Regions from separate parts of the Homo sapiens genome. Here region 2 is linked to region 1. Evidence: read pairs that join two places in POLR2A ChIA-PET (ENCODE). Cell type or tissue: PC-9. All regions are shown on one strand. Links, peaks and the distances in the headings refer to the core of each region. The heading gives the core; the rest is flanking DNA. Region 1 overlaps PLXNA1 (plexin A1). Region 2 has its middle 17 kb from the start of PRR20G.

Evidence for each region. Peaks named below come from ENCODE experiments on the same cell type or tissue, not always from the same donor. Only the 100,000 strongest peaks of a DNase experiment are listed, where the experiment ranks them.
Region 2: POLR2A ChIA-PET joins it to region 1 with 11 read pairs; 2 of 35 experiments call an interaction of 5 or more read pairs at or near these places.

What each region holds. Positions count from the first base shown.
Region 1 is chr3:127,028,330-127,044,567 of GRCh38, reverse strand. It overlaps PLXNA1 (plexin A1), which reads right to left. Exons shown (of 32, transcript NM_032242.4): 25 at 16,228-16,238; 26 at 15,472-15,575; 27 at 15,032-15,128; 28 at 14,504-14,694; 29 at 14,156-14,325; 30 at 11,969-12,181; 31 at 11,732-11,882; 32 at 7,179-10,646. The coding sequence ends at 10,551. Among named protein-coding and RNA genes, the nearest start is that of PLXNA1, 53 kb to the right of the region's middle. RefSeq lists an enhancer at 1-414. In PC-9, for the core only: no CTCF peak of the experiment used is centred there; a DNase peak (open chromatin) is centred at 8,717.
Region 2 is chr3:127,296,633-127,312,870 of GRCh38, reverse strand. No RefSeq gene overlaps it. Among named protein-coding and RNA genes, the nearest start is that of PRR20G, 17 kb to the right of the region's middle. RefSeq lists an enhancer at 5,231-5,280. In PC-9, for the core only: a CTCF peak has its summit at 8,192; a DNase peak (open chromatin) is centred at 8,450; H3K4me3 peaks cover 731 bases; H3K27me3 peaks cover 3,765 bases.

The DNA.
Region 1 (16,238 bases), core at 3,882-11,881:
TTCTCCCTTTTCTTCCTTCTTCCCAAGATGACACTGGGGGCTAATGCAAAGCTCCCAGGTCTTCTTGGCAGTAGGGAAGGGGAGGTCAGCTCTGTGGGCCTGCTGTGGGAGTGCCTTAGCACACTCAGGGCCACCATGTACAGCTGTGTGGGTTGTGCACTGCACAACTCCATGGGATGACATCAGCATAGACTAGAGTGTATTTGGTACTCCCTGGAGTTGTCTCTCCCCTCTGCTTCTCAGCCCTGAATGCCCCTGGCTTCTAGATGTGTGCTGGCTCTGCAGCCCCGCCCAGCAGCCTGCTCCTGACTCCAGGCCCTGCTGTACTGGCAGGCTTCTCAGCACTTCTCTACCCCTTGAGGAGCCATAGGCAATTTCTGGGTCACTAACCCCTCCACAGGAGACAAGGGGTGCTGTCTCTTAGGGGAGAAAGCAGGCCTCTCCTTCACACCCACCTTTCTCAGTCCCATCAGGAGAGCCGGGGCCTCCCTCACCATGACTCTTGACCCTGCCAGATGTAGAGGGTTAACTGAGTTTCTTCCCATCAAAGCTTTGCTTTTGACAGATGAGGCAGCAGAAGGGTTGGGCGACCCCCATTCCCTCTGTCGCAATGGCCTGTGGCCAGGAGGAATGAGGGCTTCTTTGTCCCAGGTGGCATCCACCCTCCAGGAAACATGGGTTTAGAGGGCACGAAATCATCACACAGTTCCACCCCACCCTGCAGGGGAGGGCACTGGCCATTATAATTGTTCCTTCATTTTACAGTGGAGAAACTGAGGCTGAGAAAGAGACAGAGACTTGCTCCGAATCACAGGAGGCACAGGCCGCAAGACAAGGATCCCTGGCCAGGCCTGCTCCTTCTGTTCTCATGGACTGATCATTTAAAAAGGAATTTGCGTCTTGAAAACTACTTTTTAAGGAATTTGTTTCACTAAGAGACAAGAGGACTTCTGGCTCTCTTTCTTGGACTTAAAACTGTTTTTGCACCCTCCCTCCAGCCTTTCAGGCTGGCAAATGCGCAAAGAATGACAGGAATGTCGCACACCTGCGGGTGCCAAGTTGTCTGAGAAACCAGGCCCAGAGGAGGTGAGCCCCACTCAGAGCCCCACTGGGAGGGGTGGAAGCCACTGGGCAGGCTCAGCCACGTGGAACAAAGGAGAAAAAGTGCCGGGGAGTGCATGGCAGGGGAAAGCGAATGCACAGGGCAGGCTGGGCCCAGCTCCGCTCACACCAGGCAGCGTCTGGGTGGTTGGTGAGAGCCTCAGGTAGGACCCCCCACCGCAGGCAGCATCTGGGGGAAGGAAAGCTGATCTGCAGAGGGAAATGCGTCAGGGTTCTCAGTAGCTGTAGATAGACAGACAGGTGATCGTTCTGAGTTGGCCTGTGGTTTCATGGAGGGTAAGTCCCGGGGCCTGCAGGGCGAGCGTGAGTGGAGCCAGGAGGCTGGCCGGCTTGGGACTCAGGAAGAGTCCATGTTTCAGTTCGAGTCTGACCCGTGTCTCAGCCCAAAAGCTGTCAGGCAGAAGAAATTCTCTTCCTCTGAGGAGGGTCAAGCTTTTGTTCTCTCCAGGCCCTCACCTGATGTAGGAGGCGCACCTGCCCTGGGGAGGGCGGTCTGGTTCACTCAGTCTCCACCCAAACGCTCATCGCATCCAGAAACGTCCTCAGAAGCACTAGGACAAGGCCTGGCCACGTATCTGGGCACCCGAGGCCCAGGCAAGTTGACACATCCAGTCACCAACACAGGGCACCCCAAAGGGATGGCGCAGCCGGAAGCCATACTCACCCAGGCCAGAGGGGCAGGGGGAGGAGGGGCTGTCACCGGCACAGGCCAGCACAAAGGAGGATGCCCACCCCAAGGGAGGGCCAGGGGAGCCGAGAACGGCTCCTCTCTCCCACCCAACCTCACTCCAGGCAGCCAGTGGAGGGGGCTGGGAAGTGGACTTTGCAAGGTCACATGTCCGCAGAGAGAGAAGGGTAGACCAGAGAAAGACCCCTGAGCCGGCAGGTAGAATGTAGCCCAGAGATCCACGCACCAAGAACAGAGCCCCACCAGGGTCTTCAGCATCTCACTAGCATCTCGCCATTGATCAGAGGAAAGCCTTTACGTGAGCAACAGCTTTTTGCTAGAATTTAAGATTATTTTTACCTCTATTGTAGTTATTTGTATAGACCTCTTCTATTAGGAATGGTTCTGTCCCATTCACGGTAACCACTTAGTGCCATCAAGTTTTCCATTTGAATAATTTCTTCCGGTCGAAAGAGGAGAGTGTTTTCAGAGAAAAAGTCCAGGTAGACGGAAGACCTGGGTGCATGGAGTGAGAGATACCAAGGCGAGGGCAGGCCAAGGCTGTGCCCCAAACTCCTGATCAGCCTGACTTCACCAGGGCCTCCTGGCAGGTGTGGCAGGGAGCACTGCCTGCTGGGAGATTGAACCTGCAACCCAGCAAACAGGGATGGAGCCACTTGTCAAACACCACCCAAGCCCGCTGTGTCCAAGTCTTCAGACACATGACCTGGCTCTGCAATTAAAACGGCTGGAAAACAGAAGGGGAGGGCGTGGGATCCAAAGAGGAGAGACAGAAAACCAAGCGTAACAGGGGGCCTTGTCCAAATCCAAGCAACCCCTCTGTGAAAATTCAGGTTGGAGATAGTTAAGGACATTGGAATATGCAAACATTCATTTTGTTAGTGTGATAATGACACAGTGGTTATGTAAGGAGAAAATGTCTATCCATTAGAAAAAATACAAACAGTCTCATAAACAAAGGAAAGAGGTATTTGTCAAAGCTGGGCTTCAGGAACGTTCACCTGGGAGCAATGAGTTGTAAGGTGGAAACTGGAACCTGAGATTCTGAGCAGAGGCACAGATTCGGAGAGAGTTGGGGACATCCCTGGGCAGGGGCACAGCCGACAGGACCCGTGCTGTCTGGGATTCTGAACGTCCTGAGCTCCTTCTCCGTCCTGGCCCTGCCTGGGGTGGAGGCCATGGTGCTGATCCTGGAGTAGCCCTGCTGCCTGTGACTGCAGCCCAGCGAGGGACAGGCCTGCCATAGACAGCATGTGGCAGGTCACCCAGGCGGGGCTGCTTGGTGGGGCAGGAGCTTCTGCAGGGTTGGGAGGGTTCCATATGGAGGTGGCTTTGCCAAGATGGGGAGCCCGTGATGGGGCATGGCAGGGAGATGAGAGGCTCTGCCCTGGACATTGTGAGCAGCAGCCAGAGATGCCAGCGTCCCTAGGGCAGTGAGCAAGGAGAGGCCGGGGCTGCAGGGAGTCTGGGGCGCCAGCATCGCTGCAGCTGATGATGCGTGTCTCCTGCTTGAGGACAGTCTGTGGCATTCGCGTCCACACAGTGAAACTCAAACTCTTTTTTAAAAACTTTATTATTAATTTTAAATGTGGGAAAACACACGTAACATAAAATATAACATCTTAACTATTTGTAAGTGCGCAGCTCAGCGGCACTAGGAGCATTCCCATTGCTCTGCAGCTATCACCACCATCCGTCTTAGAACGTTCATCTTCTCCACTGAAGCTCTGTCCCCATCCAACTCTTAACTCCCATCTCTCCTCCTGCAGCCTCTGGCGCCCACCATTCTATCTTCATCTCTATGACTGTGACTACCTAGGGACCTCTAGGGACCTCACAAAAGTGGAATCATACAGTATTTGCCTTTTTGTGCTTGGCTTGTTTCAAGTTCACCCATGTCGTCGCATGCGTGAGAATTTCCTTCCTTTCAAAGGCTGAATGGGATTCCATTGTTTGGATGCACCACTTTTTGTCCATTCACCTGTCGATGGATGCTTGGGGTGCCTCCACCTTCTGGCTCTGTGAATAGTGCTGCTGTGAACGTGGGTGTGGAAGTGTCTCTGAGGCACTGCTCTCCATTCTTTTGTGTGTTCACCCAGAGGCGGGGTTGCTGGGTCACATGGTGATTCTATACTTAACTTTTCAGGAGCTGCCACACCTCGTCCACAGGAACTGTATGATTTTCCTTCCCCACCAGCAGTGGGGAGACCCTCCCCTCCACCTGCGCACTTCTCCACAATCTGCAAAACCCTGCTGTTCAAATGGACTAATCCCTCCTCTGGCATGTGGCCTGGGCCTACCAATCAGAGTACCTCATCCTTTAGGCCAGAATGACTGGTTCAAATAGCAAATCAAGACATTGCCCCAAACATTGGCCAATGAAATCCCTACCTGGATGTGCGTGATGACCAAGGGTGTCCTGTTTTCACCAGGACTGCTCAGCTGGTAGACCTAGAGCCTCTGGTGGTCATCGCTGCCCCCCACTTAGGAAGAGCTGGCCTGAGAATGAAGCCCTTACAGAGGACAGAGAAGGAGGACAGACTTCTCATGACCTCCAGGAGCCCCTGGATCCAGCCATGCCTGAGGTAGATGCACCCTTGGACTTTTTGATTTCAAGAGCCTGCTAGTTCCCTTTCTTGCTTCAGCCAGCTTAAGTTTCTATCATTTCTAATGCAGGGGGGCACCCAGCAGGGAACATGTGCTCAGGTGCTTCTCAGGGTGGTTTTAGCCGGATGCAGCAACGATGGCTGGAACGCCCATCTCTCAAACAGACCCCACGCTGGGCAGAGTGCGTGAGTCTCCCAGCCATGGGGGCAGACTCAAGGGGCTGACGGCATCTACAAGGCGGCTACAGGGGAAATGCTCCTGAGAACATGCTTTCCTCAAAGTTCCCGAGGCCCCAGGGCATTGCTCACTGCCAGCTGCTCACGCCCCTCTGCTCTGTGTCCAGACTCTGGGTATCAGGCCCTGGTGTTGTCCTCAAGGAGTCTCCAGCATGGAGACCACTAGAGGAGTGCTGCAGCATGAAGTAGAGAGTCTGAGTTTGAATCCTGGTCCCACCATGGGTAACGGTGTGTCCTTGAGGGTAGTGACTTTACCTCTCTGCTCCCAGGTTCTCCCCTCTACAATGGGGCTGGTCCTGGTACTGACTTGCAGCCCGGCAGCCTTGTATGCTGCAGAAACCACTCCCCAGCATCCGTGTCCCATTCCCCAAAGGTCTATGGTGCACCTGCCTATGTGCCCAGTGCAGGCTGGCTGGAGGCTCTGCTCCAGGACTAGAGGCTCAGCCTGGATATGACCCAAGTCACTTCCACCGACAACTCCATGACTGTTGTCCTCAGAAAGAACACATCTGCCCCCAAAGCTCCACCATCAGGGCTGATGGCTCTCCAGGAAGGCCCCAAAGGGGTGCCACGGGCCACGGGCCCTGGGGATACCTGCAGGAGCCTCTTGGTCTCCAGCCTCCTCTGGCCTTGTCCCGCGACTGCCAGACGCGCGAATCAGAGCCCACCCTCCTCGCTCCCCAAGGCACAGCACCTCCTGCACCTCCCTGCACAGAGCTGACCTGGCCTCTTCCATTGCTCTGGACACAGGGAATGCTCTCTCCGATGTCACCTCAGCTGGCTCCTTGTTTCTCAAGCCTCGATTCCTCCATCCCTCCTCAGGCCTTCCCTGCCCACTTGGCCAGGTGGGCACCCTCCCATGCCACCAGTTTTCTTCAGGGCAAGACACCATCTATAGTCACTGTATCAGGTTTTAGCCTGGCCTGTTACTTTTTATTTCTGCTCAGAGCCTGTGTTTGCTCTTGAGCTGTGGCTGCTCTGGGGTCCAGGTGGGAAGTCTGAAGTCACCTCTGGATCTGCTCTGGGTGGAGGGTGCCTCCATCCCACCCAGGCCCACAGGCTGGCCTCGCCCTTGCTCTGCAGCAAGCCCATCCAGGTGCCCTGCTCAGAGCCACCAGCATTAATAGCTGATGGTTTAATACCCTCAGGAGCCAGCGCACTCAAGCAGCAATCAGAAGGCCCCATCACCGCTGCTGTGTAATTGCGCCCGATCACTCGCACAGCGAGCGCTGATTGCGGCTCAGAGATGGCTCAGCTTCCAGGCTGATGGGCTGGAGCCCTTGGAGGCCTAATGAGGGTAATTGAGGATGGGCTGATTGTGCCGGAAAAAAGCTGAAGGGGACTGAGCCATGAGAACAGGCTGCGTCACACCCTAAACGGGACCACATTTGCTAAATTTGTTTCCGACACAATTTCGTGGTGATTACACTGATTTCTCTTGAGTTACTGAGCCTGGCACAGAGCTTGTGCTTGCAGCCCCACTGTCAAGATGCGCCTGTTTGAGAGTGGGAGGTATTGTTGATGACTTATGGGCCACTGTCAGCCCTGGGAACGAGTTCATGGAGAGGCTGGTGGGAGACAGGTGGGAGCTTGGGGGCGGTGGGGAGGGCCTGGGGTCCCAAGGGCCTACGTTTGGGCGGGCTGCTGCTTACCACCATGTGGCTGGGACACATTGTGCAACCTCTGTGTGCCTCAATTCCTCAGCTGCAGGTGCAGCTGCCCCTAACCTCCCAGGGTTGCCGGGAAGTCCCAGTGAGTTCACTTACAGGCAGTGCTCAGACGGTCCAGGTTGGGGTCTGCCTGGAGGCGCAGCTGCAGAGCAGGTGCCCAGGGCCCTTGGGGATGTGTCACACCTGACCCTGCACCCACCCTCTGCGGCAGGAGCAGCCACCCCTGTTGAGCCATGGATGAAATGAGCCCAGGGACGGGGCCACTGACCAAAGCCATGCACTGGCAGAAGCTGCATCCACACCTCCATCATTAGTATCTGTACACATTTTCATGAGATGAAGCAGCATAGCCTGTCTCTGCTGGAAAGACCAACATTTCTCAAACCCGGTTCCTTGGCTGCGAGTCTGGGAAACACAATTCCAGCCTTGGCTACTGAAGGCAGGGGGCCCAGGACTGCAGCCTCAGCTCCCCCAGGCTGTCGCTCATGGGCCCCTCGGGGTCAGAATCTGATTTTAGTTAACAAGGCACCCAGGAATTCCTGCCTCACGGCATGGGCTGGAAGCCACTGCTCTGAGCTAGGGGTCACGGGAGAATCGCCTGGGAAGCATCTAAAAGTGACCACCGCTCAGACCCCTGAAGCTCCAAGGCTCCAGTGGGGGTCAGGCACTGGTGTTTTAGTCTCCGCCAAGGGCTCCAATGTGTCACCTGGGCTGAGCGCACCCAACTCACAGAGTGTGGCCATCTGTCCTGGGTGTGGCTGAGTCTCCCAGGGAGATATGCTTCCGTGTTTGGGATGTGGCTGCACTCCTGCGGCCGCCCCTGCTTCCCAGCAAGGAAAACCTGGAGCCAAGAGCTTTTAGCAAAAATGTTTAATCTCTCCTTAATGTGTGTGTTTATTTACAAGTACTAAATCTGAAGAACAGTAAAATAGGAAATAGCCGTATATGTACACATCTGAGGGCCGGGCCCACAGTCAGCGGTGCTGCTTCTGCAAAGAGCCCGGCTGAGGGTGCCCGCCCGGACCGTCCGAGGGATCGCTCTTCTTCTGGGAGGGGGTTCTGCGGTGTTAAAGGACAGCTAATTGTGGGCTTTGTCTTAAAAATATCTCTCTCTCTAAATATATCTATTCTAGCTGTGTAGCACCAACGTGAGCCACTGAATCCAGACAGGGAGAAAGCCAGGGCGGAGGCTCTCAGCAAGGCCGAGCCGAGATGGCACGCCGCTCCGGGCTCTCTCCCGGACTCGACGCTGCAGGTCGTGGGGCCCCCAGCCCCTCAGGCCAAGGGGCCAGTGGTCCTGGGGCTGGGGAGCACAGGGGAAGCTCGAGGTATATCAAGAGGCCAGGCTCCCAGGCCGAGGCGTGAGCTTTTCCAGCACTCCTGAGCCAGGCGCGGGGAGAGGGAGGACACGGAGCAGGGTAGGAGGTGCTGCAGGAAGCAAGTGGCGGCAGCAGCACGCCAGGTGGGTGCCAGTTTCACAGCACATGTGCCGCAGCCCTGGCTCCCTGCAGACACAGGGCCCATGGGAGCCGCTCACCGCTGCTGGGCACAGAACGGCCTCCAACTGCAGCTCCTACCAGGGCCTCCAGCCCCAGGCCAGAGCTCCCAGGTGCTGCACAGTTAGGAGCACAGTGGGAACCAGTGACAAGTAGGGACTGGGGCCTAACTCCACGACCTGGCAGAGGGAGGTACGGAGTAGCTCGGAGACTGCTGTCCCAGTAGACAGCACAGGTAGTCGGCTTGATCCTTGCGCATGTAAACAGATACTGCTAAAGTGCTTGCGCCTAGACACAGCCATGTGCTCTGTGGTGGCCACGCCCCAGCCACACGCCCATGTGGGAACTGCTTCATGAGGCCTGTGGTGCACCCCCTTCATCACCACTGCCGTCCCCACCACCCGCCCATGCTACTCACATGGACAAGGGCAGCCTGGCAGGGCAGAGCAGAGCACAAGGCCTAAGGAGAGTGGGGGTTGGAACTGGATTCTGAAGGTGATGCAGGAGCCCCTACCTAACCCGTGAGGAACTGGAAGAACCAGGGACTTCAACCTGAAGCCAGCATCCAGGGAAGACTTTGGGGGAAACTGAGGTTCCCACCCCACCATAGCCAGGAAACATCAGAAGGGAGGTGGAGGCGCACCCAGGAACAGGAATCCCAGCCAATGCTAGGGGCTACTGAAAAAAACAGCCCAGCCACTGTAATATGGACTGGCCTCAGCTCTGGCCCCCAAGACTGCCCAGGGAGTAAGCCCACCCCCTCAGTGGGCTGGGGGCAGGGGCTGGCCCAGGCCTGAGCTGGGTGTGGCAGCAGCAGAAGGCCCCAGCCCTGGCACAGTGCCCACGGGGCCAAGGAGCTCCCTGAGTCAGCAGTCACTGACTCCACACCGACCCGCGTTCAGGGAAGAGGCGGGTCTCTGTGGCGTCATCTGGCTCACGCTACTCAGCTGGGGCGGACTGCAAGACTGGCACACCCCATGGGGCCGAGTCCTCTCCTTGGGCCTGGCCAAGGACATGGGGCTGAGTCTGGCCACAGTTAGCTGTCCCTTAATGTCCATGGGATCTTCGGTACCATCAAAAAAGTGACCTTGAAAAGGGGATGGACCGCTTGTTTGCTTTTACAAGTGACTGATTAATTAAAAAACATAAAAAAGGGTCTAACAACCTCTAGTATTCAACACTTGCAGTTTTAAAAAGATCAACTCAGACTAAACGCTAGCACAATCATGCATGCCCCGTGGTGCCGCGGCACCCCAGAGGCTCTCAGGGTCAGCAGGAAGTCCTTTCCTTGTCATGTCAAACCAAAACAGCGGCCCGCAGGTCGGGGGGCACAGGCTTCAGGGCTGCTCCACTCCAGGGAGGCTCCGGCCACTTTCTCCACAACCATTTGGCATTGCTTTCCCACTGCCTTCATTTTCTTGTTCAAATCGTCTTTAAAATTCTTCTTCAGTTAACTGTACAGTACCCCACTGGGGCTGGAGCCTGAGGCTAGAGCCACATATATATATATGCATATATATACATGTACAGCTTTCTTTTAAGAATGCATTCTCTCTTGCTGAGGGCAAGGGTGGACACCGCTGGCCTCCAGTCCCTCTGGTCACTGCCCGTCACTCATGGCCCAGATAGATCCAGGCCACTGCGGGCCAGAGGAGCCCTGCCACAGACCTCAAGGCCCAAGCAGAGTGCAGCAGAATTTTTTCCCCTAAACACAAAAACAGTCCCCAGATGTCCCACTGCTCTGGAGGGGCCAGGACACTGCTGAGATGCCACACTGGAAGCCGCTGGGGCAGGGACAGAGAGAGTGGAGAGAGAGGAGTGCTCAGGGGCCGCCCTCAGGGGCTCCAGGGTGGGGAGCTCAGCCTACCCTTGAAGACAGCTGCCAGGGCAGCCTGTGTAGGACGCGGAGGGGAATAAATAACGGGAACGTGCTCTCTGCGACCCGGGGCCCCTGGCCCAGTGGCTCCCAGAGGCACAGCCCTGAGGACGGAGAGGGGCTGCCCGGTCCGTCTGGAAGCCACCCAGGAGTCTGAGCAGCCTGGCCCACAGCCCCTCCATAGGAGGGAGCAGAGCCTCTCTGGGGCGAGGTGGATGTGGTGCTCCGGCCTCGGCCGCGCAGAGCACGCGGTGAATCTGAGGATGGCAGCGGTGCAGCGGGCATGGGTGCTGGAGGTGGGAGTCGGTGGCAACGGGCCCAGACCGACTTGAGCTCCTCTTGCCCGGCTACGGGCTTTTTGCCTCTTTCTCCAGCTGCCAACCGGGCCCCGGGACCCTCAGACTCTGCCGCCTGGGGGCAGCTTGGAAAGCTGGGAATGCTGACACCCCCAGCCTCTTGTCCTGGTCTCAAGGGGACAGCCCAAGCTGGCTACCCCTCCCCCTGGAGGGCCCTGGCCTCACCCCTCAGCCCCTCAGAGGTCAGCCCTTCTCCCATGAAGGCCACTGGGCAGCTCTTGCCAGGCAATGAAGGTCCTTGGCCAGCCTGAGCACCCAGTGCTGTCCCGGCCCCTGAGCAAGCAGCTGTGTGCGCAGCTGTGGTGTGGCAGGTACCATCACCTCCACACAGGAAGAGCCGGGACCCGACCGGGTGAGGCAGGGGAGGGAGGGCCGGGCAGTCGCTGCACTGCGGCGGCCCGAGCACCACCGGACACTCCACACGCATGCGGTGAGGGCTGTCCCGGTCCCTGCTCAGCTGTCCTCACGCTGCATCATGCTGGATGATCACAGCTGGGGCTCAGCTGCTCAGGGCCATCGTGTCCACCACCTGCTCCAGCTTGCTCCGCAGCCGCTGCCGCCGCGCCTGCTCATCCTTCTCCAGGGCTGCCAGGATCTGCAGGGCCAGGAGAACTGTCAGCATGCCGGGCCACCAGCCTCCATGCACTCAGCAGGCCCAGGGCAGATGCCTCCAGAGTAGGTGCCAGAGGTTCAACCCCATCTACCCCTGGCCAAAGGACCTTGGTTGTGAGCCTGGACCCTCCAGGACCCCAATATGGAGAATGAGCCCTGCCCCTGTCATCATCCTACTCTCACCCCCTAAAACAGCAGGCTCTGATCCCTTGGCTGCCTGGCCATGCTGCTGACATGTCCCCACCCAGTCCTCACACCCTGGGGTTTCTGTGCCCCTTTAAAGCAGAGCTCCCCAGAGAGCCTCAGCTCCCCTTTCCCTGGTGAGCCCCAGGACCCCAGGCTTTTGTCCCCACTCCCCACCCTAATACATGCAGTCTCTGGCTGCTCCTCTGCTCCCCTGGGGCACCTGCCTGAGGACAGCCCTCTGCCTCCTGTCTGCCTCCTGTGGCACCCTGGGGAAGGTTCCTTGCCTCTGCTGCACCTGCCCTGGCCTCCCCAGGGTGGCTCTGGTTCACTCCCGTGGCCTTCTTAGCCCTCAGAGCCTTGGCACAGGCCGAGACTGTCCTGCCCTCTGGCCCCGTGCTCCCATCCTGTGCGGCCCAGGAGCCAGTTCTCCTTCCTGGATACCTCCTGGACCCCGTCCCCAGGTCCATGTACGTGGCCTCACTCCAAGTCAGCAGAAAAGATACTGAAAGGAAAGCTCTGCCAAGAGCCTATGCCCAGCCCTGGAGATGCTGGCCCAGACTAGAAAACCCTGAAATGAGCCCCTCAGGGAAGTTGCTCACCACCCACACACCCTCTGCCTCAGGAAGAAGCTGCCATCCCATCTTCCCCACCCCTGACCCCACATGGCTGCACACAGTGACTCCACCACGGCCTTCTCTGCTCGGCCTGGCAGGCTCCCTCCTGGCCCCAAGGAACCAGGTGGCCAGAGGGTGCAGAGGAGTGAAGGTGGTCAGTGGCAGCCCAGAGATTCAGGGAGGAGTGGCAGGGCGGGGCAGAGCAGGTGACTCTGGCAGGGGCCGGCAAGCCCTCCTAGCCCAGCCTGTGGGCTCCCACGGTGTTCACCTCATCCTTGTACTTGGTGATGTAGGAGTAGATCTCGTGCAAGGCGCTCATGCTGTTGAACTGGCTCAGGTGCAGGCGGGACTGCTCAGCCAGATACGCACTCATGTCCTGGTCGCTGATGGCTGGCATCTTGGCGATGTCTGCATAGTACCTGCAGGTGAGTGGCCAGGTGGGCACATGAGCAGAGTCCAGGCTGCCCCCGGGCCCCTGCCCCCGACCCCTGCACCCTCCACCTACCTCTCCACCCAGCTCTTGTAGTTGGGGATGTCCTTGGCGTAGAGCAGCTTGTTGGAGGGTGAGTCCTTGCCCAGCTTGTGCTCAGAGGTGGAGCAGGAGTCCATGAAGGTCTGGGCCACCACCGACAAGCAGGCGTCCGTGATGCTGTTCTTGTGAATGTCGAACACAAACTGTGGGTTCTTGATCACGTTCACCCAGAAGCGCAGGGGCAGGCTGCAGGCGAGAGTCCAGGCGCTGCTCAGATAGGCCTCTGCTCCCTCCTGAGCAGTGACCTTGTGGCCCTCCCAGCTCCGAATCCAAAGTGGGCATGGCTTTCCATGCAGACGGGGAAACGAGGCCCACAGAGGTGCAGGGCCCATGGTTAAGTGAAGGCCGTCCCCTGCCACCCAACCAGAGATGTGCTGCCCCCACCACCTGCATCTCACGCAGAGCATCATGAGATAGGCGTGCTCAAACGCACTCGTTTGCACAAGGGCAAGATGTGACCAGGCCCTCAGGGGCCCACTCCACACAGCCACCACCCTCCTAGGCCTGCATGCTGGCTTGCACTCATGGCTCCTGCACTGAGACCTGCAGCTCAGCTCCGGCCCAGGGGACCCATTCCTGCAGAGACCAGCCCTCTGTGCCCCAAACACCACCTCAGGGACTGCCATTAGCTGGGCTGCCTGGCAGCACTGGCCACACGTGGCTGCTTAACTTAAATGAAGTGAAGAGCCCAGACACTCAGCCACACCAGTGCCATTTCAAAGGCTCAGGAGCCACCACCCTGGACAGCACGGGTCTAGAATGTTCCACTGTGACAGAACATTCTCCAAGAACATGCTGACCTGGAGACACTGCGTCCCTGGAGGCCCCACCTCCCGCTGTGCCCAATCAGCATGGCCCAGGAGAGGGGCTTCGTGACACTTCATTTAAATCCTAGACTCCGCGAGCAGTGGGCGGAGCTGGGACAGGTTGGGGTGGCTGCATCCCAGGTTTGGGAAGCAACACATGGGATGGACAAGACCAAGTCGGGGGTGGCTGCTGGCCCGGGAGCCAGCAGAAGTGGCAGGGACAGTCCAGGAGAGAGGGGAGCTAAGACAGTGGAGAGTGTGCACAGAACTGGGGGGAGACCCCAGCAGGATGCACGGTGAGGAGGGGCACTTCCTGGTGAAGCAGGGTCCAGCCATACAGGCAAGGGCATCCACCTGACCCCAGGTGTGGGGGAGCAGTCCTACCCCAGAAGCCCTCGGCCATGCAGGTAGAGGGGCCTGGTGCACAGAGAGGGGCTCCCCTGTAGCAGGCAATGGTGGGGTTGTCTGCTGGGGTGGGGGCCACACACACAGCAGGGACCCGCTCCAGGGGCTAGGGTGTGGCTACAGTGTGCCAACCGGAGCAGGGGGCCACAGACCAGAGCTTGGGGGTCCTGAGTAAGGAGTGAGGCCAAGGGCTGGCCTGCCTGTGTGGCAGAGAGGAAGCCAACATTGCTGAGTTGGGCAGTCCATGACCAGGGAAGAAGCAGGTCACTGTCCCAGGGGTGGGCCAGGCCGGAGGAAAGCAAGGGACTGGCTGGCCAGGGAGGCAGATACTCTGGAGGGAGGCCACTCAGAGGCTGGGTGCCTCTTCATAACAAAACCCAGCCTCATAGAGCCCCAGCTCACATTGGTGTAGCTGTGCACGGTGCAGGCTGGGCAGGCCCTGCTCCGTACTCCAGCTGCTCCGTGAGACCGTGGCAAGTGGCTCGGCCTCTGCGCCTCAGTAAGCAGGCTCTGGCCTGGCCCCACACTGCAATGGGGAGGCTGTAAATTCCTCGCACTAAAGACTACCAGGAGTACCTGCAGTCCCTGTTGCCCTCATCACTGCAACCAGCCGGCTTGGGGCTGGTCCACTGTGCCCTGTTTCTCACGCTGCAGCCCACACTCATGTCCGCACAGCTGTGCACACCCAGAGCCACTCACACCTGCACACAGTTCCTGCAGCAGTGGGAGGGGCTCAGCGGCTGGAGCAGAGGGCGAGCCGTGGGTCAAGGGGCACAGGCAGATAGGGAAGGCCAGTTAGCACAGGACTGGCCCGCCATGCCCCTGCTGGGTTGTGTCCCCACGCCAGGGAGCCCCAAGTGGGGGCTCCGGATCAGAACAGGGCGAGGGCCCTGGGAACACATCTGGCCTGGCCCTGGGGGATGCCCCTCCTCCCCCTGCCCTGCATTACCAGTTGCTCTTCCAGGTGTGGCGCACGTCAGCATCGTGGATCTGGTGCTTGTCGGCCTGCTCATCCAGGAAGTCGAACATGTACTTGATGGCCAGCGGCAGGGCTGAGCCCCGGTGTGCCGTGCTGAAGATGGTCTCAAACAGGTCGTCCACAAACTTCTGCAGTGTGCCCTGCGGGGGGCAGGCAGGGACACTGAGCCCCAGGGCGCTGCCTGGCTGCCTACACCTCCTGGGTGACTAGGCAAGTGGCCATGGGAGCATGGGGGTGAGGCCCTTGCTCTGGGCTTGGCACTTTCTCTGAGCTCAGTTGGCCCAGCGTCCCCTGCCCCCATCTGCCAGCCAGGCCCACCTTGGTGGCCAGTAGCCGTGTCAAGTAGATCTCCGAGACCATCTTGCTGCCGCGGTCACCCTCACGCTGGTCCAGGTGGTCGTGGTTCTTCACCAGGTGCCACAGCTTGGTGCCGCTCTCCAGGTCGGGCGTGATCATGGGCGTGCGCGAGCGCAGGCTGTCGGGGCTGCTGGCCGTGCGCAGCATGCTCTCTGCAGCACCAGGCTGTCAGCGCCCGCGTTGGCTGGCACCCCGCACCCCCCGCCCGAGCCTGTTTCCCCATCTGAAAGCTGGGGATGGCACCCCCACCCATGTGGGATTTTGGGGCAGCCGATGACACCACAGAGGTGGCATAATTGTGTACGGACACACAGTCGCGAGGAGGCGCAGCCTCCAGAGCTGGAGGGTAAGGCCAAGAGTGCGAGTGACAGGCTTGACACCTGCCCCTGGGTCCTCCCGTCCGGCTGCTGCAGCGTGGGAGCCCGGGGGACGTCCTGCCCAGGCCAGGGACCCATGCGCTGCCCTCTCGCCCGCTGCCTGGCCCCTCACCGTATCTGCTGAGGGACTTGGTGAAGGTGGAGGAGTTGGAGATGTTGTAGGCGGACGTCTGCTTGGGCACCAGTGCCACCGAGGACCCGTCTGTCACCTGTGGGCAGAGGGCCAGGGACCCTGTGACCCACCAGGGTGCCCCTGCACCACCAGGCTCCCACTCCCCGGCTGGGGACCCCGGTGACACCCTAGTGCTGTGCCTGGAGGCAGCCACCTCACTCAGTCTGGAACTCTATATCAGGACAGCCCAGGGATGCTAGGCAATCCCACAAGCCCAGCTCGAGTCCTGGGACGGTCCACACACATAAGTGACCACCTCCCCTCCTCTCCCTGACAGATCCAGCTGCTGTCCAGCCCACATGCTGCAAACATTGGTGGCTGCGCTGTGGAAGCCCCAAGGGGAGGGAGGCCTGTGCTAGGGTCGGAGGGCCGGGAGCCACCTGGTAGTGAGCCAGTGTGTTCAGCCTCTTCCAATCGTTGTCAATCTTGGTGGTGACGTCCTCGTCCTGCAGGATGATGCGCGCCATGCGGCCCTGGCGCCACTCTGGGGGAGGAGGGAGCTGGAGGGTGGGGCCGCTGGGGCCCTCTTTCCCTCCTCCATCACAGCAGTGTAGTGGGACGGGGCCTGCCTGCAGCTCTCAGCACCAGCACAGGGCAGGGACATACCTCCGCCCCTGCTGCAGCACACTTAACCTGCCATAGTCCCCTGCAATGTGCCACAGCCCTCCCAATCTGCCACAGCAGCCCCAGCCTAAGGGGGTCTGCCCTGCCTTCCGCAAGCCTTAGGGCCCCAACTCCTCAGCCTGGCACCGAGGCTTCTGTGGGGACCCAGCCTCTCCAGTCACATCTGCAGCAGGACTCCGGGCCCCACCCCAAACCCGTCCCATCCCCTCTGGCCCTCAATGGCTCCACCTGCCCCTCTCATGAGCCTGAGTATCCCCCTCAGGGCTCCAAGAGCCCACTGCCTCCCAGAGTGCACTGGAACCCACCACCTCCCAGAGTCTCTGCCCAGAGCAGGGCAGCCACCCTCTATACCCAACCTGGGACTGGACAGCCCACTCGCCATTCCACTGCCCTCCAGACCAGCCTGGTGTGGAGGACTGGCCTGGCCTTCCCCGCCAAGCTCAGTACTAGGCCATGGCCCTGCCCCTCTGCTCCAGCACACACCCCGGGCAGCCGTGGCCCCGCCCGCTCACCCAGGTCCATG
Region 2 (16,238 bases), core at 4,723-12,722, 270 kb before region 1:
TGTGTGGGAAAAACCCACACATGCTTGATGTCAGAAGTGAAATATTGAGGGTGTCGAGTGAGAATATAGTAGGAGAAAAAAATGTTTTTTTTCCTTTACAGACAAGTGATCAATACAATAAACATGGAGCCCTCTAATTTATTAACCACAGCCTGTTAGCAGTATAGAAAATTTAGTCATAGGATGAAAACGTTTTACAACATCAAAATGAGGAAGGTACTGTGTCTACAGACAGAGGACATGTGTGTTACAAATGCACACTGCATTCAGGTCTGTGCTGGTCATCTTGAAACCCTGAAAAAGTGAAAGATTTTATCTTACAAATACAAATGATCAAAATTGATTCAAGAAAATGTAGAAAGGGGATATATTGGGAACTATGAAAGAATAAAAGTATGCAAAAGCAAAAATGACCTTCAATGATAGCACTGGAGTTTTGCTGGGTAGGATTTTTGTTGTTGTTGTTCTTATAAATTTCTTTTATTTCATTTTAACTTGAGAGATTTGCTTTAGGCAGACCTTGACATACTTTAATTCCAGTCTATTTGATTATTTTGCACCCAAGTGAAAAAAACTTACTGATTATTTATTTGGCAAAAATTATTAAGTATCACCAGAAACTGAAAAGTGTGATGCAGTCTCTGTCCTTCAAAAATTTGCAAATAATAGGGTGGGAAATAAGAATATTAAGAAACGTATAATGTACTACCTAAAAGTTATAAATAAAAACCAATGAATCTAAATGGTCATACCCAATTTATATGAAGTGAAACATATTCATGAAATATTTGATATATGGGTTTGAAAATGAGGTGGAAATTACTCGGGATGACTTGAGATAAAAAATTTTTGATTGGGGTGACATAATGAGACATTAGAAAGATTAATTCAGTAGTGGTGTAAGGATAGATTTGAACAAGGATGAATTAGAATACAATATGACTAGAAGGCAGGAAAGGGGTTAGGAACCCATTGAGTAGTTTAAGTGAAAGGCAGGTGATGGTATCCTACACTTCATGTTACCACTGAGATGCTTGAAAGTGAACAAATTTGGGAGATGTTGTTGCAGCAGAATTAGCAGAACTTGGCAAGGAAGATGAGTTGAACATGACTCTAAGGTTTTGAGCCTTCATGATTCAGAAAAAAATTTGGTGGCATGAGCAGAAATAGGAAAGTCAGCATGAGGAAAGGTACAGGGAGGCAAGCGGGGTGGAAAGAGAGTGACATTGAATGTCTGTGTTTTTAGGTATTTGAGATGCTGGGAAACCTCTTGGGTCTAGTAAGGTAAAAAACTGTCATGTAGGCAGATATGGCTAATAAAGAGGATGCCATTAGTTTGATAGACAAGTAGTTCTGTTAGTTGCCAGCTCTATGACCTAGGGCAAGTTATTATCTGACCCCATCTGGTTTTAATTTTCCTTGTCAGTATAAGAGAGAACTGGCTTTAGTAAAAGCTGGCTTAGTAGATTGATGCACCCTTTGGCAGGTATGAAGTGGTTTGGAACCAGTTGCCAAAATAATTTGTCCTAGATTTTCTACAGGCTTTGGATCAACCCTGTTATCTCACTATGGTCTCTCTCAAAACTTAAAGAAGATTTGCTGTTCCTGTGATCACCAAGATTGCCCAAGTTGATGCTCATAGATGCCCCCAGAACCTTTGCCTTCTGGACCATGAGTATACATAGTGACAAAGAGGCCTTTATAAGATATATGCTGTTAGCTTCCCAAAAGCCTACTCCCACTAAGATAAAAGGCACAATTGACTCCGTGTCTTTTTACTCCTTTTCCACCTTCTGAAAAAAAATGATAAAAAAAGACCTCATAATTTTAATGGAAAAAGACGAAAGAAATCCTGTATTAATTTCCTTGTTTTTATGGGAAATTCCTCATTGTAGGACTTGAGTCCACCTTTCCCTTTTTAAGCACCTACTTCATCCAACATTTGCCTGAACAGAGTGATGTTGCCAATGTTTAGTCGGTAGTGACCTCTAAACAGAGATAAAAAAATGGTAAAAATGTTGCTCAGCTGATTCACCTGCATCTGATTAAAAAATTTGATGTTCTGTTTGGGATATTTTCTTGTAGAATTAGAATGTAAAAGTTTGGTGTTTACAGCTGGGAATATTTCCCTGCTGGCTTTCAGTTCATTTCGTTCCTCATTAACCTTTATAAATATTCTAAACGGAAATACCCTTTTATTTAAGATGCAGTGCTTTCTTAGCTAAAGAATGAAAGAAAGCTTTAATATGGCTGTTATGTTCCTGTATCACCTATCCTAGGAGAAACACAAGGAAAAGCAGTGTGGCATTCTTGGAAAAAGATTTTGGAGTTACAAAGACCTAGAATTCCACTTTGGCTCTGTGACCTGGTAGCTGCATGACCTAGAGCAAATTATTATTCAGCCTTTCTAGGTTTTACTTTCTTCATTGGTGTGATGGGGTTAATGCCTGTGTATTCCAACAGTTGTTAAGAGGATCCAGTGGTATAATGGTGGCATTTGTCTTTAAGCACAGGAGTTCTAGAGTTATACTCCATGGGACCAAATCCTGGTTATATTCCTGTGAAGATAGTTTACTTGCCTAAGATCCTTTTCTCATCACGAAATGATGATTATAATAGCACCTACCTTATAAGCTTCTTGCGAAGATAAATAAGTGAAAACACACATTGACCAGCAAATATTAAATGTGCAATAAATATTAGCAATATTGATTAGTACATACTAGGCACTCAATAAATAGAAACTTCTCTCCTTTTCCTCCTTCATGTAGGCATTGTCAGGTTGTCTCTTCCATATTTTAAGCAAATAATCTTTCAGAGTGTCTCTTTCATATATTAAGCAAAGCAACTCTTAGGATATAGGAGAAAACAATTCTTACATCTTTGCTGCTCATCTACAAAACAGAGGATCATTTGCTGATTTTAGGTATTACCTTCTTTTGAATATAAGGCTTGGAAACTTGAAGACCAAAGGAAAGTGTCATTTCTTTAGAGCAATTATAAATGTGTACAGTCTCCTAGTTATCGAAATTGAAAGCTACCCTGCCTACCGCAATCTATTCGTCCCAGCTTCAAACACATTTTGAAAAACCCTCTGGGTGCTATCTTTCTTTTTAGTTATCCCTAGCCTTATTTCTTTCTTTCTTTCTTTTTTTTTTTTTAATTTTTTTTGTATTTATTGATCATTCTTGGGTGTTTCTCGGAGAGGGAGATTTGGCAGGGTCATAGGACAATAGTGGAGGGAAGGTCAGCAGATAAAAATGTGAACAAAGGTCTCTGGTTTTCCTAGGCAGAGGGCCCTGCCGCCTTCGGCAGTGTTTGTGTCCCTGGGTACTTGAGATTAGGGAGTGGTGATGACTCTTAAGGAGTATGCTGCCTTCAAGTATCTGTTTAACAAAGCACATCTTGCACCGCCCTTAATCCATTTATCCCTTAGTGGACACAGCACATGTTTCAGAGAGCACGGGGTTGGGGGCAAGGTTATAGACCAACAGCATCCCAAGGCAGAAGAATTTTTCTTAGTACAGAACGAAATGGAGTCTCCTATGTCTACTTCTTTCCACACATACACAGTAACAATCTGATCTCTCTTTCTTTTCCCCACATTTCTCCCTTTTCTATTCGACAAAACTGCCATCGTCATCATGGCCCATTCTCAATGAGCTGTTGGGTACACCTCCCAGAGTGGGTGGCGGCCGGGCAGAGGGGCTCCTCACTTCCCAGACGGGGCAGCCGGGCAGAGGCGCCCCCCACCTCCCAGACGGGGCGGCGGCCGGGCGGGGGCTGCCCCCCACCTCCCGGACGGGGCGGCTGGCCGGGCGGAGACGCTCCTCACTTCCCAGATGGGGCGGCTGCCGGGCGGATGGGCTCCTCACTTCCCAGACGGGGCGGCTGCCGGGCGGAGGGGCTCCTCACTTCTCAGATGGGGCGGCCGGTCAGAGACGCTCCTCACCTCCCAGACGGGGTGGCGGCAGGGCAGAGACACTCCTCAGGGATTTTTTTTTTTTTCATACTTTGAGGGAATTGGTAAATTCCTGGCTATACAAAGATTTGGTGATATTCCTCACTGAGGATAGCTACAGGAGTTATTTCTTTCCTCCTTTAGTCTGGATTTATTATCTTTTGTTGTTCATACCCTATTGATTTTTTTCTGGGCTGGTTACTTCTCCCCATTGAGGCCCCATTTTTCCCTGGAGAGGAGACTGACGGGTGCTCCCATCCCAGCTCGACTGCAAGCATTTAATAATAAAATCCTTAGGAACCAGTTTCTTTAAAAATGTGTAAATGCACAAGGAGCGCATTATCATTATGAGAAAATAAGGAGAAAAACAGCTATTGCCAAAGTCTCTGGTTCCAGAACTCTGCTGTACAACACTGTACCTATAGTTAACAATACTGTATTGTACACTTAAAAATTTAAGAGGGTAGATCTCATGTTAAGTGTTTTTACCATGAAATAAAAAGAATATTAAAGTTCATGAAGTCTTTAAAAATAAAGCCTTTATTGAATCCTTGTACTGAAGGAAATTATTTTGTATAAAAAAGTGTTTTTACTTCAGGAATATAAAAGATATGTGCCTAGAAATCAAAATAAAGCTTGATTTTTTAAATGGATGAAAAGGAAGGAAGAAAGGAAGAAAGAAGAAAGAAAGAAAGAAGGAAAGAAAGAAAGACAGTCAGTCCCCGGAGACAATCTTCTTCATTCCAAGACACTTTCCTCCTCGTGGGCAGTGAGTGGAATTAATGGGTGAGAGCCACATTCTAAACAGGGTCAGTCGAGATCTTCATGGCTTCTGGCAGAGCTGAAAGTTCCTTTTTGCAGAGTTTATTTCCTCATTTTATAATTATACTATATCTAAATTATCTTTATCTTATTTTGTTTGCTTTTCCTTTGATGTATATAAACGTTATGGAAAATTTTTTTTATTGCTATCCAAACTAAGGTAAAAAATATATTTTGATTAGATGTTAGCTTGGGTCCTCATTTTATGCCTCAAGAGAAAACCAACATAAAAATGAATAGAACACACTAACCCCATTCCCCTTTCCCGGAAGATGTCCACCCCTCAGCTCCTTGATGGTTTAGGAAGTCTTGGCTACAGTTGCAGAACCTCAGATATCTGATGTCTCTTACTCACCCAAGTGAGTTGCGTGGGCTCAGATCTTTGAAGAATTCCATCTTTCAGAGAGCAGGCTGAGGGGACTGCATGAAATATCTGGCATGGTATGAAAAGAGGATGTGAAAATGGGACTTTTGCTGACATCTGGAGTTTGGCTGAGGCCCCAAGTCCGAGGCCTCAGTGTTGGCGCCCACATCCTGGGGGCAGATGCTCGCTTATCTGTGGTAGAGACTCCTGCCTTTCCTGACAACCATTCTCCTTTCTTCCCTGGTCTTCCTTGGAGTTCATGTGGTCCTGTGATACCTTGAAACATAAGGGAGAGGAAGGAAGGCTGACCCCAGGAGCCTGTTCCTCTTTGCCTTTCCCTGTTTTTCTGCTTGAAATACGAAGAGGAAAGCGAGAGTTCTGCAACCATCCTGAGGACTCAACAGTGGCTCAGACATTTGGAAAGGCAGAATGCGACCCTCAGGGCATGGCCTCATGCCAGCGTGGAACTCTACCTCCAGGCTTCATCTGGGTGATGCACTCAGGCCACTGTTTGGGAAGCTCTACAAGTACAGCCAAGCACAACTACTGGCTTGGATACTGAAATGCGACATGGTGCTAGATTTGCAAAGGCCATAGAATGGGGGGCTGAGACCTGACTGTGGGAGGGAGACTGGAGGGGAGGGCTGCTGGCACACTCTGCCACTTTCTCCCCTTCGCCAGGTGAGGGGCCTCAGGGGGACAACTCTGAGATTGGCAAGCACCTCTTCCCGAGCTTCAGGGCATGTGGTGAACGACCTGACTCCCCTGAGCTGCCTTTAAGAGAGAGACTGGGACGGCGGGGTGAGGGAGACAACTGCTGGGCTGCTGGCTCCTCAGCACTGACCTTACTCCCACCACAGCTGTCCTGCTGGCCCCGGGAGGGCCCAATAAAGAGAAGCCGGACTGGGCCACCTTGAATGAGATTCTGCTCAAAAAAGGCACCTGCAGAGGGGTGGCCTAGAAGTCAGCCTGGGGCGGAGGGCCAGGGACAGAGGAAGGAGGGTGTGACCCTGTAGACAGTCTCAGTCCCGCCTTGAAGCTGCCAGGGCACCTAGGGAGAATGTCAAGAAGCTGGGAGCCCCATGGAAGGGAAGAGTCAGTGGCTGCTGTGACAAAGCCCAGGCAAGGTCGGCGGCTTGGCGGCAGCAGACATTTACTCCTCGCGGGGCTGCAGGCTGGAGCCCGAGGTTGGGCGCCCATGGGGCTGGGCTCTGAGCTGCTCCCTTTCAGGCTGCAGCTGACTGCATTCTCACTGTCCTCACACGGTAGAGAGAGGAGGGAGCTGTCTGGGGCCTCTTTCATAAGGGCCCTTATCCCATTCATGGGGCCCCCATCCTCATGACCCAATCACTAACGCCACACCCAAAAGCTCCACTCCTAACAACATCCTATTAGGGGCTAAGATTTCAACATGTGGATTGAGGGGACACAAACATTCACTCCGTAGGAGGCAGCATCTGGGCTCGCAACATGGGGAGCTCTGGCAACGCCAAGGGATGGAAGGCTGCCTGAGGTGGTCCTCGACCCAGGTGACCTCTGGAGCCAGAGGGTCTGCCATGCAGAGGAGGAGTGGGGGACAAGGAGAGGAAAAAGTAACCACTCTTCCTTTCCCAGCCGAAGGCCTCATTGAGATAAGCGCTAGAGGAGCAAAAGTTTTTAATGCGATAAAAGTCTGGAGTTTTGATATCGGACGAGACCAGACTTTGTCTTCTTTGTTAGGGATCAGAAATGCTGTGAAGCCTGCCTGAGATTTCACTGAGGTGGGGAAGAAAGATTTAACACAGCCGGGAGAAAAGGCGGCAGTGTCAAAGACGGAGGCTGCTTTCTATCTGCCCCTTTCCGAGCCAAGCTTGTTTAGTGGCAAGCCTGGAAATTTAAAGGGGACCGAAAGGGGGGTGAACTCCTCTAGCTGGTGGCTGCCTCTTGCTGTCCTGTGGTTTCTGTTTCGTTGGAAGCAAAGGAATCAAAGCACTTTGCTGTCAGAGAGGTAAGGCATTCCCAATTTTGGCACACCATCAGATAACAGATGCACAAAAAGAATAAAATAAAAGTCGCCTGTATTCTGCTTCTCACAGATAACATTTTTGTGTCTGGTCTTTCAAATTGGATAACTGGACAGCAATGGCACTTTCTGTTGTCTCAGAGAAGTGTCTCTGAAAAACTAGTGCTAGACACATCCCTGCAGGATTTAACAATAGCCAACTGGATCCATCTTCATCACCCACTGCCTCTAGCTTTGAGAAGAGGTGAGTTGCTCAGCAGAGGAAAAGATTATTTGCAGGAAACTTTTAGACATAGAGGGCTATGCCATTGATTGTCCTTTCAATACCTATAGTCAAGGAGAGTGTGTTCCTCCTTTGGGTCAGATGCAAGGGCACCCCAAGAGAGTCACTATAAAATTTAGGGTGGCATGCAATAGGGGAGCCCATGGCTGGAGGAGCTGTGGAAACTTGTGCTATGCTTGGATGGAAGCATCAGCTGGTTCTTGGAAGCAACTTGTGTCCCTTGGAGTTTAGAGGCTTATGAGCATGAGGACAGGTGCCTGACTCTCCCAGGAGCCTGGATGGCAGTGCTCCCCCACAGCAGCCAGGAACAGGGAGCAGGAAAGCTGACTGCAGGTACTGTCAGTCAGGGCAAGGACATTTGATGTCTTCATGTCAGTGGACAGTAGGGTGGAGGTCTGGTCATGAGTCATCCCGGAAGGACCCCAGCCCAAAGCCTGCCTGCCAAAGGGACTGTGGACATTCCTTTGGGGGACAGGAGTGGAGAGCAGAGGCAGGAAAGAGGAGTGCTCATTGGCAAGTCAGGGCATGGTGCAGTGGGTGTCCCTTGAGGGGTGGCTGTAGAACCACAGCACCCACAAATGGAAAGGGCTTTGCCCCTTTTCCTCATATCCTAGAGGATCCAGAGCACGGAGGGTGGAGGAAGTGCAGACTGTGCCCTCTCTCTGCCCTGCACTGGTCCTGAGGCTGAGCACCATGCCAGGGCCTGGGGAAGGGAGACCTGAGGGTCCTCTGGAAAGGCCATGGTGGGAGGAGAGCAGTGCCCTGTGCCACTGTACCTGGGAGCGGGCGGAGCTGTGTGCCACTGTACCCGAGAGACAGGGGGCAGAGCTGTGTGCACTGTACCCGGGAGGGGGCGGGCAGAGCTGTGTGTATTGTATCTGGGAGGGGGCGGGGCAGAACTACGTGCATTGTACCCAGGAGGGGGCAGGGCGGAGCTTTGTGTATCGCACCCGGGAGGGGGCAGGCAGGTACAGTACAGTATGTACTGTACCCGGGAGAGGGCGGGGCAGAGCTGTATGTACTGTACCCGGGAGGGGGCGGGGCAGAGCTGTGTGTACTGTACCTGGGAGAGGGCAGGGCAGAACTGTGTGTTCTGTACCTGGGAGGGGGCGGGGCAGAGCTTTGTGTGCTGTACCCGGGAGGGGGCGGGCAGAGCTGCGTGCCACTGTACCTGAGAGAGGGCAGAGCTGTGTGTACTGTACCAGAGAGGGGGCGGGGTGGAGTTATGTGTACTGTACCCGGGAGAGGGCGGGGCCGAGCTCTGTGCACTGTGCCCGGGAGGGGGTGGGGCCGAGCAGTGTGCACTGTACCCGGGAAGGTGCAGGTCCGCAGCCTTCTGGGCCTCGTGATTTTTCCTTACGCGATGAAGGAATAAGTAGTGTTTAGGATCTTGCATTTAATGTAACAATGTATTGTGATCATTTTTCCATATAGATAAACTTCTACAGCTTCATTGTCAGTGCCTAATTGACAAATTTATTTAATTCCCTGAAAGAAATTGGGTATTTGGAAGGATTCTTTTTTATTCAGTCTGAAACTCAATCTCACATCAGCAGCCATCACACCAAAGCCTAATAGAAATCAGGACTAAAATGTGGATATTGGTTTCTATTATTTTTATTTAACATTTTCCTGCAGTTTCTAGCTACTTCAATTACATATGAACCATAAATAAGAGGTATAATTCTTATAAGTGAAGAAACAAAATTATAATTATTTGCAAATGATATGTTTATATATCTATGCTTCCCAAGAGTATCAAAGAAAAAATAACTGGAATTAATTAAGAGGCTTCAGTCTAAATACAATTTTACTCAAATGAATTTTCTGTATAACATAAGTAACCAGTACCATTGAAAAAAGAGATCATTTACATAGGGACAGAAAATATTTAAGTATTTGAAAGTAACATTTACCAAAAAATTTTAAGACTGCTGTAAATACATTTACTATATTTTGCTGAAAAGAAAATCAATGGAGTACTGTATTTCTGGATAAGAACACTTAATATATTTTAAAATATGTTGTGACAACTAAGCACATTTATAAAATTTTCATCATCCTATGCCATCAGGGAAATGAAAATTAAAACAATGAGATACCACTGCACACCTATTAGAATGGCCAAAATCCAGAATACTACAACACCAAATGCTGGTGAAAAAGTGAGGCAGAAAGAACTCTCATTCATTGCTGATGGGAATGCAAAATGGTACAGCCACCTTGAAAGATACTTTGGCCATTTCTGACAAAGCTACACATAGTGTTACTATATAATTTAGCAATTTTGCACTCCTAGGTATTTACTCAAATTATTTGAAAACTTATGCCCACAAAAAATTGCACATGAATGTTGATAGCAGCTTTATGCATTATTGTCAAATCTTGGAAGCAACCAAGATGTCCTTTAATAGGCGAATGGATAAATAAATGGTGGTACATCCATACAATGAAATATTATTCAGCAATAAAACTAAATGAGCTATCACACAGTGAAAAGACATGGAGAAATGTCTTAAGTGCTTAAATGCATATTACTAAGTGAAAGAACCCGGTCTGAAAAGGCTACACACTGTATGATTCCAACTACATGATATTCTGGAAAAAGATAAAACTATGAGGACAGTAAAAAGATGAGTGGTTGCCAAGGGTTCATGGGAAGAGAAGGATAAATACATGGAACACAGAAAATATTTAGGATGATGAAGCTACTCTACCTGACACTATAATGGTGAATACATGACATTATATATTTGTCAAAACCCACAAAATGTACTCCACAAAGACTGAACCCTAGTGTAAAGGGTAGGTCATCATAAAGTATGAATGTTCATTCATCAGTTTTAAGAAGTGTACCCCGCTAGTGCAAGATATTAACAATAGAGGAAACTGGGGAGGTGGGTATAAACTCTGTACTTTTTTTTAGTTTTTCTGTAAACCTAAAACTGCTCTAAAAAAATAAAAGCTATTAATTAAAAGAAAAAAAACTATCCAGCCACAAAAAAGCATGGATAAATACTTATTGCTAAGTGAAATAAGTCAGTCTGAAAAAGCTACATATTGTATGATTCCAATTATATGACATTCTAGAAAAGGAAAAACTATGGAGACAATTGAAATATGAGGGGCTGGGGGTTGGTTGAGCAGGGGAAGCACAGGGGAAGCACAGGAGATTTTTTATTGTGATGAAACTATTCTACGTGATACTGTAGCGGTGAATGCAACACTATGCATTTGTTAAAGCCCATAGAACTTCACAGCACAAAGAATGAAACTTAATATATTCAAATTAAAGAAATAGTCATTTAGGAGGTGGAAGGATCCCAATGTAGAACGCAGGATATGACAAAACAATCTAACTGTATTACAAATGTATGAAACCACCTCACGGAAGGGGATGAAGGAAAATGACACCGACCTAAGTAATTTTAGAAATGGGTGGAGACTGAAAATATAATAAATGTATGTCAATAAAAATATATATCAACTCTTTCTTAGCCAATTTACTGATTTAATGTAATTCAAAATCTCCAGTAAAATTGTTTTTTCCCCAAAAAAACTGATCACAAAAATAATACAGATTATTTTTAAAAGAGGAGGAATAGCTAAGTAAATATTGGATAAGCAAAGCTGGGAGGTGAATTTCTATAACTGGTTATGGGCAAAAGGAACTTTACAAAATCATGGGACTATTGATAAAGTTGTTTCCCATTGGCATTCAGTAGAACACTTCTAAGTTAATGGATTGGATGGTGGGAGCCAAGTTTCTCACTTTTGGAGTGGGAGGTTCCAGTTAAGCAAGGGAGGAAGCTAGGATGACCCATGTGGCAATGGATTAGAATTGGACACATCAGTATGAACTTAGGTTTAGCTTAATGTAGATGTAATTGGTTATATATAGAGATACACACATGTAGATAGATGATCGATAGGTCAATAGATAGATGTGTGTGATTAGTATACACACCTTCTTCCTTGTTCTGTCAGCTGAGCAGACCTCGAAGCAATGACACTCCAGCACCAACTAGCACAGCTGGGGCCCAGGTATTGGTTTCTAATAATCTCCAATGAAAGGAACCAAAGCTCCTTGGAAAAATGACTGGTTTTAGGACTAGGGCAGGAAATATACCAAATCCAAAACCAAAACCCCTACGATGATGGGAGTATTTAAAAGGACACGGGCACTACCTGAAAGAGTTCCCAATGAACCTTTGAACGGCAAAATAAATAGTGTAGCATCAAGTTATAACCCCCCCCAAATGAGTTGCAAAATAAATGCCCGTAAATCCATACTGATATAGGCAAATGATTGAATAAAGAAATCAGTGGGGTTGGGGAAGGGAAAAGACAAATCTATAGAGAAGAATTCCAAATAATTTAGATACTCTGCCCTCAGGGAGGTAGGGCATAGCCTTCACCCCTTAAGTGTGGGCTGCACATAGTATCTTCCTTCTGAAGATTATGGTGGAAATGGGGAAAAAGGAGTAACTGCAGTGGAGAAACCTGACAAACCCTAACTCTGCCAGGTGACCATAGTCAATGTTAGCAGTGGTTTGAGTCATGTTGAGAGCAGGTGCCCTTGATGAGAAGGGCAATTTTCCTCTGTGGTCTTCCTCCCCAACACACCTCATCTCAGTCTAATCATGAGAAAAATACCAGACAAATCTCAATGGCAGGACATCCTGCAAAATATCTGACCAGTATGCCTCAAAACTCTCAAGGTCATCACAAGCAAAGAACGTCTGAGAAACTGTCACAGCCACGAGGAGCTGAAGGAGGCGTGATGACTAGTTGTAATGTGGCACCCCGATAGGATCCTGGGACAGCAAGAAAGCCATCATATAAAAGCGAAGAAAATCTGAATGGAGTATGGGCTGTAGTTAATAATAATTATCATTATTGGTTCATTAATTGTAACAAATACAAGGTAATCGTAACTAATTTAAGATGTTAGTAATGGGGAACTGGGTACTGAATGTATGGGGAACAAACATCAGTAATAGCTCTACAATTTTTCTGTAAATATGAAACTATTCTCAAGTTAAAAATTTACTTAAAATTATATGTCAACTCTTTCTTAGCCAATTTACTAATTTTAATATAATTCAAAATCCCCAGTAATTTTTTTCCCAAAATGGAAAACTGATCACAAAAATTATGCAGGTTATTTCCCAAAGAGGAGGAATAGCTAAGTAAATATTGGATTAGCAAAGCTGGGGGGTGAATTTCTATAAGTGATTTTAAAACATGTAAAGGGACAACCTTAAAACAATATAGTTCTGATGCGAAAACAGAGCAAGGAAATGGAATGCTTGACCCCCAAACAGGCTTGAGAGCTTGCCTCTATAAAGGTGGCTGCTCTGAAGGACTGAAAAAAGAAGGAATGGGCATATTTGCAGACATATCAGGCATAGAGTCATCCAAAAAGCATCCGGTTTTATTTTAATTTTAAATGTGGCCTGAGGTGCAGAAGGCTGTTGGTCGCACTCCTCAGATCATGGCCGGCTCTCATCCTCACTCCATGCAAGGTTCTTTCTGGTTCTTTTTTGTTTTCCCCTTATCCTTCATTCAGACCTTACCTCCCCAGCAGCACCCAATCCAGTGTGTTTGGTTTATGTCTTTAGAAAAGCAAGTACTTCTGAAAAATAGGCAGTATTGTTTCATGTATATATTTTCAGTTTAGATAAATGCTAATATCCAGTAGGTCTAATTGTATTTCTTTCCTTTTTAGCCCAACAATACGCATCTTCAGACGAAGCCACGTTGCTGTATGTGCTCTAGTGTAAGGCTTTGGGCTGCTGTACGGTGTCACGTAGAATGCGCCCACCATGTGGATCGCTCCCTTCCTCTAGCAATGGAGGTTGCCTCACCCTTCCCAGTCCCACATGTGATACTATGATGAAAGAACTTTCTGGTTCTCATTTCTTGTGTATGTGTGACTTTCACCAGGATTGACTCAGGAGGGTGAGTGCTGGGTCATAGGGCCACTCATACTTAATTTCCTGAGTGCTACCAGCTTCCTCTTCATAATAAATGCACAGCGCACATTACGGCCAGCTGTGCACAGGGCTTCCATGACCTTGGTACTCCCCAACATGTGTATTACCCAATTTCCTCATTTTGCCCATTGAACAGGAATATTTTGCATCCTGTGGATGCAGTGTTTTCATTTACTTACTGAAAAGGCTGAGCACTGCTCCCTCTTCTCTAGTCCAGCTTCTTCAACGGACAGCCCTTTCATATCTTTTGCTCATTGTTCTATTGAATTTCCTGCCTTTTTTGGCTATCTTGTTATGTTATCTTATTTATTTATTATTTTTTATAGATTTAGAGGGCACAGATGTAGTTTTGTTACGTAGATATATTGCATAATGTGCAGGTGGGCTTTGAGTGTAGCCATCACCTGAACAATGACATTGTACCCACCAGACAGTTTCTCACCCCCACCCCCAGTCCACCCTCCCACCTTTCTGAGTCTCTGGGGTCTATTACTTCACTCATGTGTACACATTATTTAGCTCCCACTTATAAATAAGAATAAATGTCCTGCCTTTTGCTCATTGATTTGCATGAGTCCCTGGTATATCCCAGATTCGCCTCTCTGGCTGATGGCTGTCTTTCTGCCTTACTGTGGAGATCAGCAGGCTATGGCTTACTTGAGGCAATGTGGGGAGACTAGAGTTATCCCCAAAGTACTCCTCCTCCACCTCTGTCCTGGGCAAAGGGCCTTCCTCCTCCACCTCTGTCCTGTGCAAAGGGTCCTGCCCTCTCTTCTACTCAAAAGTGCCAGTGCTCCATCTCTCTGCCAGTTCTCCAAGCACCAGCCACAGCCAGTGGCCCCAGGGGGTCTCACTGCTTTTAGTGTTGGTTTGAGAAATCCATCGACCTCCCTCTGGCATTGGTGTATCTCTGAGGCTATCTTTGGAAGCAGTGACCCTGTGCTAATTTGACATCTTACCTAGAGCCAGAAGACAGTGTGCCACTTGCCAGTTTTACAGGGAAAAAGATTCAGAGGAAAAGTATTTAAGTACTTTTCACATTGTATATTGAAGATATATTAAAGTGGTTTTTTTTTTAAGGGGAAACATATAATTATTGTGTTTGTCACATCTAGTGGTTGAAAGCTGCTCTTCTTGTTTTCTCCAAGTCCTTATCATTTTCTTGGTGGGTAGCAGACCTCACAGGAGGCCTGTACCATTAAACAGAACCCAGGGTCATGGCAACAGCTCGAGTGCTTCTGCACCACGGGCTGTGGGAGCGAGAGATTGAAATCTGAATGATTCAAGAATAACTGTAGCTCATGTGTACTGAATGGCTTGTGGTTCATTATTTTTGTGAAGAAATCTATAAAAGGAAGCAGAGCTGGTGTTTTCCTTGTGAGGTTTTTTCCATGGCCACACTTCATCAGAATCTCTGGGGTGGGGCCCAGGCATCCTTGTTTTTTCACACTGTTCAGGTGACTTCAAGGACAGCCAAGGTTGAAAGCCATTGCCAACCTAGACAACTGGTTTTTAAACCTGGCTATACATTGTATTGCCCGAGAGGATCCTGCTTCCTGGCTCCCACTCCCAGAGGTTCCGATTTAACTAGTATGGAATACAGCCTGGACACTGGGATTTCTAATGCTACTCGAGTGATTCTAACGTGCAGCAAGGTTGAAGAGCCTTGGCCTTTGAGTGTGGCAATTCCTCTCCCCCACACCTCTCACACCACTGTGTTCTTTGGTTTCATTCCATCTGATTTTTGAGCTTCCCTTCCAATAGTCACTATTTATTTATTTTTGTCCTGAAGGCTGTCTTGGAATTTTGCATATGTTTATTGGTTGTTTATTCACCATTGCTTTTTGTGTCTCATGCCTTTCTTTGGTACTCTTTTTTTTCCCTACACAACAGCTTCCTTTAGAAGTTCGTTTAGCAGAAATCTGGATGGAGCTATACATTTTCTGCACAGGTTTTTAGGAAATCTATTTTTTTTTTTTATCTTCTGTACTGACGGTTTGGCTGGGTATGGAATTCTGCCTTGATGGGCTCTTCCACTCTGAGGGCATTGTTCCACTGCCTTCTTTCCTCCAGGGCTGCCAGCGAGAGGGCTCTGCCAGGCTGTTAGGTGTTTTATATAATGTCTCTTTTTTGTCCAGTTGCTTTTATGCTTTCTCTCTTTGCCTTTTGTTTTTGGCAGTTGTACTCGTATAATGTTTGGGTGTCAAGTTATTTATTCTTGGCCTGCTTGCAGTTTTTTAATTCTTCCATCTTAGCATTCAAGTCTTAGCTCGATTCCAGAGCATGTTCAGCTGCGCCCTCTGTGGATGTGCCTCTTCTCCCTCCTCTTAAGTGTATGTTGGATGCCTTTAGAACCTCCCTCATGTTTGTCTCCTAACCTCTCTTTCATATATTCCATCTCTGTGTCTATCCATTTGCACTACGTTTGAATTCTTTACCTTTAAGCTATGTCATATTAATTTAATTTAATTTAAATATTTTTAAGGCAGGGTCTTGTTGTTACCCAGGCTGGAGTGCAATGGCGCAATCATAGCTCACTGCAGCCTCGAACTTCTGGGCTCAAGCCTCTCATGTTGCTGAGACTACAGGCATGTGCCACCATGTCCAACTAATTTTTTTTATTCTTTTAAATTTTTAAAATAGAGATGGGATCTCACTATGTTTCCCAAGCTAGTCTCACACTTCTGGACTCAAATGATTCTCCCACCTTGGCCTTCCAAAGTGCTAGGCCACTTAAAATTTAAATTTTTATGTTTATATTTACTTCAAGAAGTTGTATTTGCTTCATTTCAAAATCTACATGTTTT